2 separate regions of the Mus musculus genome follow, and region 2 is linked to region 1. Evidence: chromatin loops called from intact Hi-C (ENCODE). Cell type or tissue: left cerebral cortex. All regions are shown on one strand.

Region 1 (4,000 bases):
GTGGCTCAGTGACTTGTTCCAGGAGATGTGTAAGAGAGCAAGGCAAAGTTAAACTCACGTTCGTACGGTAATTACTTGGAAAGAGAAGAAGGGTTACTGAGGCTGAACTTAACGATGCAAAAGGAGTGGCAAGGGGAGAGAATTACAGACTGAGTGAGGAAGGCGAGGGAGAGGTGAGGGGCTTCAACTCAGTTGTAGAGAAAGTGATTAACCCTCTCCTTGTAGGGAGACATCAGTGAAAGATACCACAAAGGCTATTTTCAAGGCCTCTGGTTTTTTGTTTGTTTGTTTTAAGATTTATTTATCTTATGTATATGAGTACACTGTAGCTGTCTTCAGACACACTAGAAGAGGGCATCAGATCTCATTACAGATAGTTGTGAGCCACCATGTGGTTGCTGGGAATCCAACTCAGGACCTCTGGAAGAACAGTTAGTGCTCTTAACTACTGAGCTTCTGGGTGTTTGTTTGTTTGTTTATTTGTTTTAATTTAATTTTATTTGTAATTGATTTTTTTTCTACACTCCATTCTCCACCCCTCCCCATCCACCCTCCGACTGCTCCACATCCCACACCTCCTCCCCACCCCACCCCATCTCTACTTCGGTGCCCCCACCTCCCCACCCTACCTGACCTCTAAACTCCCTAGGGCCTCCAGTCTCTTGAGGGCTAGGTGCATCATCTCTGAATGAACACAGACCCAGTAGTCCTCTACTGTATGCGTGTTGAGGGCCTCATATCAGCTGGTGTATGCTGTCTGTTTGATGGTAAGGCTTCTGATTTTTAACAAGGCATTATACGTGTGTGTGTGTGTGTGTGTGTGTTAAATTACTCACCTATTGAATGTAAAAGAGCTTTTTATAAAAAGCCAAATAGCAGGTACAAACTAATATTACCAGATTAGTCAATAATTAAAAAATTAGTATGTAATATTTAGGAGATGGAATAGAAATATATGTATTTGCATCTGTAATTTAAATTTAACTGAGTCCCTGTATTTTCTCTGCCAGCACATGAACGAACCCAGGCACCAGACATGCTAGCCATGTCTGTAGGGATATAGGACAGCCTCTGGCATACTCTGTAACTTTAGATCTACTTAAGAGTTTCTAGGAGACCCTTTGCAGGGATGTGGTGCTCGCTATTAGAGCCACCTGGAAAGACTGGGCACAGGCCAGGCCTGCAGGGTCACACAGCAGCTGCAATGGGTTCATCTGACAATGCTCTGTTCGGAGACAATTCTCAGGGGCCAAGCAGAGCCAAACACCTCTGTGGGCTGGAACGTACTTTTTGTTTTGTTTTGGTTTTGGTCCAGCACAAGGGGAGCTTAAGTGTGGGGTTCAAGCTAGGGAGGCAGACACAGGGGCAGAGCTGCACATTGCACCGGTGTTCTGTCTCTGAAGAGAACAATCAGATCATCTCCAACTGACGTTAGGAACACTTATTAGTGGGCTGCAGTTTGAGTGAGATTTTGCATCAGGCCAGGTGTGATGGCTCACATCTGTAATCCTAGCACTTGGGAGGCTGGGCGAGGCGGATCACAACTTGGAGGCCACACGCTACATAGTGAGATCCTGTCTCGAAAAAGGGAGATAATAATGATGATGATAATAACAACAACAACAATAGATTACGTGAGGATAACATAGCGAGAGCTCATCTCAAACAAACAAAACAGACTCTGTCAGGTTAGTCAGAGTTCACGAAGATTTCTCTCAGTCAGGGGACCCTTTCATTGTATACTTAGTAAATAATTAAATGGATTTAGGACATCTGGTTGGAGTGGTTAAACACTCCCCACGAGTAAAATAATTGCTGGAGAAGTTCCAGGGGGTGTCGGTGGGGATTCGGGAAGCTGGAACTCATCTCAAGTTTTGATAAGATGGAGTAGTGAAGTAAGCTGAGCCATAGAGGGAGAAAGGAGTGGGGGGATGGTATTTAAGCGCTACTGATACCATAAGGCGGGCTTGATGTGGGAGGAACTGGAAGTCCCTTATACGATGAAGAAAGGAGTCGGAGAAAAGAGAATGTTTAGGCAGAGAAGATAGGGAAGAGGTGTGCTGGCTGGGCATAGGGGACCCGTGACAGGGAAGTAGGAAAAGAAATCACTTTGGTACACAGGGAGCTCTGCCATCCAGTATACACTGTTTACTGAGTGTTCATCACTTGTGGCCACCGAAGCAAGACGTGAGTCCTACCTCCACATGTGATCTCTCTCTTGCCAGGATCTCAGCTTACCTGCAACTCTTAAAGGTCCTGGGCAGGGGATTGTTTATCAAGAAAATGTTTGCAGTGCAGGGGGTAGGAGCAAGTCTCTGAGTTGAGTGTTGAAACATAAATGAGTTTTTCCTAAGACACCAAGGTAGGACAATGCCTGTCACATACCCACCTGAGCCGATTAGCTAGTCATTATTCAGCATTAATAGCTTGAAATTACCAGGAGAGGTTGAGAACCGTGCATCCCTGACCTAGGACCCCAGTACCAGGTGGTGAATCGGTGTTGAAAGTCAATCCTGAATGTTGGCCAGATGCAGTGGGTATCTGCAAGCAGGAGCAGAACCCGTCCTGGGATCTGCGTCTCTTAGGCTGGAGTCATCTCCAATGAACCTTTCTTCTCATCAGGTTCACCCTGCAGAACACTCAGCAATGGTCTGAAGGGAGACTCACCAGACTTGGTCATCAGCTCCAGTGACAGAATCACTGGGGGGTGGGAAAGGGGGGGGGGAACACTGGTCTGTCTATAGAACTAAAGCTGGCTTGCAGGAGCTGGTAAAATTGACTCATAGAGCCCAGCTAACAACATTAGGGGTGTTTACAGACCTTTCTCACCAAGTCCCTTGACAATCTCAAATTAGACAGGTGAAGAGAAGATTTCTGACTTCTAGTAACTGCAGAAACCTTCTGCCGCAGATTTGGATAATGATATTTCAAGTGCTTGAGGCAGCCAGAGGGGGCTGAGTCCTGTAAGTGTCCTTCAAACATTAGCTCACCGCCTCAAGGGCTTAGGATGTGGTTGGCATTGCTTGAAATCGGTCTGGCCCAAAATGTTTTAAAGTAAATTCCACCTGAGATGAAGAGTGTGGGGACACTCCAGACCATCAGCAGGCTCAGGGGTGAATGTACAGGCAACCTTTGCTTAGGCGGTAAGCAGCAAGCCTGTTTAAATAGACTCTGAAAGTAAAATTTCAGAGATTCTTTTACATTGAGGTGTGTAAGTGGCTTGATTTCTTTCTTCGTCTGTACTTCAAGAATCATGGTTCAGGGATGATTAAGAAGAAAATATAAGGACTGGGCATGTATGAAGCTCGGTTGATAGAGTGTTTGCTTAGCATGCACAAACTCCCAGGTTCAATCCCTAGCATGGTATAAACCAGATATGCATGCCTATAATAACATCACATGGCAAGGGGAGGCAGGAGGATTAGGAGTTCAAGGTCATCCTGAGCTATGTAGCAAGTCTAGGGCTAGCCTGGGATACCTGTCTCAATAGTAAACAAACACACAAATAGAGTTTAGCAGGAAACTACTTATGTTTATTTATTCTGTGTGTGATGGAGAAGGGGGTGCCAAATGCCTGTGCTATAGAATGCCTGTAGAGTTCTGAGAATAACTTGAGGGACTGGGTTCACTCCCTCTACTGTATGGGTCCTGGGGATTGAACTCGGGTCATCAGGCTGGGGGGGTAGGTATCTTTACCCACTGAGCAATCCTACCAGCATTGCCATAGTTCTTTTTAATGTCAATATTGTCAATGTTGGGAAGTTAGTAGTTGTTTTCCCAGGACCCATCTCTGTGCCTGGTGCATACAAGTGCCTGATGAGTATTGGTTGAAAAAGTGAGTGTCAACCATTTTGGGTTAATATTCATTCCAGAATCTATTGAGTGCCTGTTATGAACCACAATACATGCCTATCCCTGTGCCTTTTTCATAATAGGCACTCAGTAAATTCAGAAATGAATATTGACCAAATTGGTTGACACTCATTCAACCAGTAGTCAT
Region 2 (4,000 bases), 150 kb after region 1:
CTGTCACCTGGCCTTCTGTCTTTATTCTCAGAGAAGATAAATAGCATGGGTCCATGAAGTGGAATACCTTAAGGCTCCATTTGCAAAAATGAGTTATTTTGTATCGATCAATGGGAATGATTAGGCGGCATCGTGTTGAAATGAGCAGTAGAGGCTGACTTTTGCCAGAAAGGGCTAGCATCTGGGAGAGAGGCCTGCAGAGACTCTCTGAAGGCTCTCACCTCAGGGCGACAAGCAGCACCCCACCAGGAGCTCTGAGAGAGGCCCCTTTAAACCTGTGTGCAGAAAAGAGGCAGTGGTCAGCTTGCCAGAGTTGATCGACCCTGTATAATCAGTTCCCAGGGAGGCTCTCCAAGTTCTGGAGAGACGCAAGGACCTTTGAAACCTCTGTTGTCACATTCCTTATTTTATAGATGAGGTCCAAGCAGCTAAGGAAATCCCAAAGGTCATTGGGTAGGAGCCAGGAATAGGACCTACGTTCCAGACAGTTCTTCCTACCGACTTCCCGTGTGGAAGGCGTTCTGGATTCAGATGGGGGTGGGGCAAGTGTCTCAGAGACCTTCTAGATGTCTGGTTTTTCAAACCGTGTCCATATTGTCAATTTGGAACCAGGAACACATTTAGCTGATAACCAATGCAGGGTTGGGCCACTGTTTGCCACGAGGGGATCTCGCCTTCTCAAGCGATCCAAGCCTGTGGTAGGGAAACATGGGGTAGGGGAGGAAGCGTGCACAGGTATCAGCCAGAACTGGGTTCAGTTTCCAGCTCCATCCATGAGACAAGGGATGTGGGACCAGTGTCTTCTATGGGCCTCAGCTTCTTCATCTGTGAGGGAGGATCACACTGTGCCCATGTTCTTCCAGGAAATGTGAGTCCTCTATGAGCCCAGCCTTTTGGAAGACTCATGGGAGAATGTGTTTAGCTCTGCTGTTCCAAAGCCTGCCAGCCATGGGCCCTTCCCTCCGAAGCACCCATTGTTTGTATTGTTGAAGCCATTAATATTATGGTCATGATTTTCATGTTCATTCTTAATGTTTCTATCCTCTTTGCCCTCTCAAGAGGGGAAAATGATGTTTGAATGGCTTCAGACAGGAAGGCCTTCGTGAGAACTCTCAGTCTCCTGGGAAGGCAACCCGCACGTACGCTTGGTGGCTGCTTAGACGATGCACATACACATTCAAGCAGCAGAGCAGCCGGAAGTCTCTGGACTGTGTGCCGGTAGATGCATTCAGAAACAGCAGGATAAAGGAAGCCCTGGTAGAAAGAAGCCTGGAGACCAGTCGTCTAGACGTGGAGGAGAAGAGTGGGAGATTTTTCCAGGCAGTCAGGGAGAATGAAAGATATTTTGGGCAACTGTTTTTAATCCTCTCTTATTTGAGAGGCTAATCTTTGACGGTAATAATGATCTGGTCTAGCCAAACTTGGCAAGTGTGCGTAGGGGAAGGACTGCAGGCTGTTGAGGTGGGAGGTGATGGTGGTGTGCACAAAGTTGGGTAAACCCGTGATATTTATATTCTCAGTTCTGGAAATGAGTACAGAGGTGGACAGGTCCTTGGCAGCCAGCGGGATAGAACGCATTCATGCGGTAGGGGGTAGGAAGAGGAGGCTGGCAGCTTAACCTGGAGACATGTTAAAGAAACTCGGAGAACAGGGCTTTCACAGTGCTGTGAACTGCTTCACTCTAAAGACCTTTGCATTATAGGAGTCTGTGTGGTTTGGGGTTTTTTGAGACAGGGTTTCTCTATGTAGCCACGGCTGTCCTGGAGTTCACTCTGTACACGGGACTCTTGAGTTCTGCTTGCCTTTGCCTCCCCAAGTGCTGGGATTAAAGGCATTGTCTTATGGTCTCCCAGGTTATCTGGGTTTGTTTGTTTGTTATATGAGTACTCTGTAGCTGTCTTCAGACACACCAGAAGAGGGCATTGGATGCCCATTACAGATGGTTGTGAGCCACCATGTGGTTGCTGGGAATTGAACTCAGGGCCTCTGGAAGAACCGCTGAGCCATCTCTCTAGCCCAAATTTAAAATAAAAATAAAAAATATATGAATACATGTGTATCTGCCTAGAGAGGTGAGAGAGGTAAGGGCCCTCCTGAAACTGGAGTTGCAGAAAGCTGGGAGCTGCTTAATGCAGGTGCTGGAACCCAGCCTCAGGTCGTCTGCAAGAACAATAATGTGAGTGAGCCATTTTGCCAGCCCTGCCTGGGAGGTTTGGCTTCCATGGGATCCTCTTGGGTCTGCCTTCCAGATCTGGGTGTTTGTTTCATGTTCCTCTTGCATGAGTCACTGCGGATCCACACATCTTAGGGTGTTATCAGCGGGTGCTACCGTCTGTGGGTTCTCTCCTGATGATGACAGGTGCCTCCCGGTCAACTCAGAAGGGATTTTCTTCTAGTAAATCTTTTTTCAGATGAGTAAGCGTGCCAAGAAAGATTAATCTGGCCCATGAATTACTAAGTTATGAATTATTGTTCCAGCCATTTCCATGAGGGCTTTGCCCAGTCTGGCTCCAGAAGGACTCAAGCAACAACATCTTTCATTTCACAGAATGTTTTTTCAAATATGCTAGCCCAGGTTTTTCTCGCTGCCTGCCTCTCCTCTTGCCAGCAGGGACCTCCTTTAACTTCAGGACTTTTGACTTATCCGTGTTAACCTCATAAGTTTGTGATCTTTTTAAATGCAAAGCTTTCCTTGGCTGCAAAGGGGTTTCAGACATTTGAAAAAGCCCACTTTCACACAGTGAATGTTTAGCATTTGAAAAGCTGAGCCTTAAGTGACATCCCTTAACTACATCAGCACCATATCATTGCTCAAAAACTCAGCAGCATGTGACTTTTAAAAGTCTACTGTTATCCTTTCCTTATTCCATGAAAATTTTTAGAGAAATTTCCAGATGGAAATTGGACACTATCAAATGAGTCATTACACAGCTCAGGAGAAATCAATTCACTAAAGAATAAGTATATGGCCAGGCAGTGGTGGCGCACGCCTTTAATCCCAGCACTCGGGAGGCAGAGGCAGGCGGATTTCTGAATTCGAGGTCAGCCTGGTCTACAAAGTGAGTTCCAGGAGAGCCAGGGCTACACAGAGAAACCCTGTCTCAAAAAAAACCAAAGCGGGGGGGGGAGGAATCAGTATATGGAACCGACCAGAGAGATTGATAGCACATACTGCTCTTACAAAAGACCTCATTTCAGTTCCAAGAACCCACATAGGGAGATTTGCATAAGTCCATAATTCCAATAACTCCAGCTCCAAGGGATCTAACACCTCTGTCTCTATAGGCACCTCCACTGGTGAATACCTACACACAGACACACCCAAGTACACACCATTCAAAATAAGTCTTTAAAGAGAGAATTGACATATGTAATATGTCAATTATATATGACATATAAGCAAGCACATAGGTGATATGTTGTATTTAATATAGAAATAGTGATTTTAGCTTTATTTGTATGTAATTGATCTATCATTTCCAATAGTACATAGTCTAACTTAGGTGTTTTTAAATCATTATAGATTTGTGAGCATAGGTCAGTGGTAGAGTGCCTGGGTTGCAAACACCCCATACACATACACAGAGACAGACAAACACACACACATGCATAATACAGGCGCGCGGGCGCGCGCACACACACACATATATACATATATATTGCAAAAGTTTCTTAAATAGGTTACAAAAGCATCAGTTATAAAAATGAAAGTTGATCTGCAGTCATGATTGTAAAATTACATTTTGGTTCACAGTGGGTAGCCATATACAAGTGTGGTCCCATTAATTATATCACATAGTAATATTACGGCCACCCACGATAGTTAGATTTAATTGTCAACTTGACATGATCTGGAATCAGCTGGAGGGATTCTAAATGAGCGATCATCTAGATAAGGTTGGCCTGTGGGCATGCCTGTGAGAGAATTGTGTTATTGAGTATACCTAACTCAGGTAGAATAACCCATCCTGGATGGGTTGGTACAATTTTGTAGGCTGGG

What was found. A loop is a pair of places that touch in the nucleus more often than their neighbours do. Peaks named below come from ENCODE experiments on the same cell type or tissue, not always from the same donor. Only the 100,000 strongest peaks of a DNase experiment are listed, where the experiment ranks them.
Region 2: a loop joins it to region 1, with 3 times the contacts of the local background. A loop is called at or near these places in 1 of 42 quality-filtered maps.

What each region holds. Positions count from the first base shown.
Region 1 is chr15:12,558,582-12,562,581 of GRCm38, reverse strand. The region is part of intron 3 of Pdzd2 (PDZ domain containing 2); the gene reads left to right. Among named protein-coding and RNA genes, the nearest start is that of Gm52211, 69 kb to the right of the region's middle. In left cerebral cortex, no CTCF peak of the experiment used is centred here; a DNase peak (open chromatin) is centred at 1,972.
Region 2 is chr15:12,413,197-12,417,196 of GRCm38, reverse strand. The region is part of intron 8 of Pdzd2 (PDZ domain containing 2); the gene reads left to right. Among named protein-coding and RNA genes, the nearest start is that of Gm52211, 77 kb to the left of the region's middle. In left cerebral cortex, no CTCF peak of the experiment used is centred here; DNase peaks (open chromatin) are centred at 1,414 and 2,295.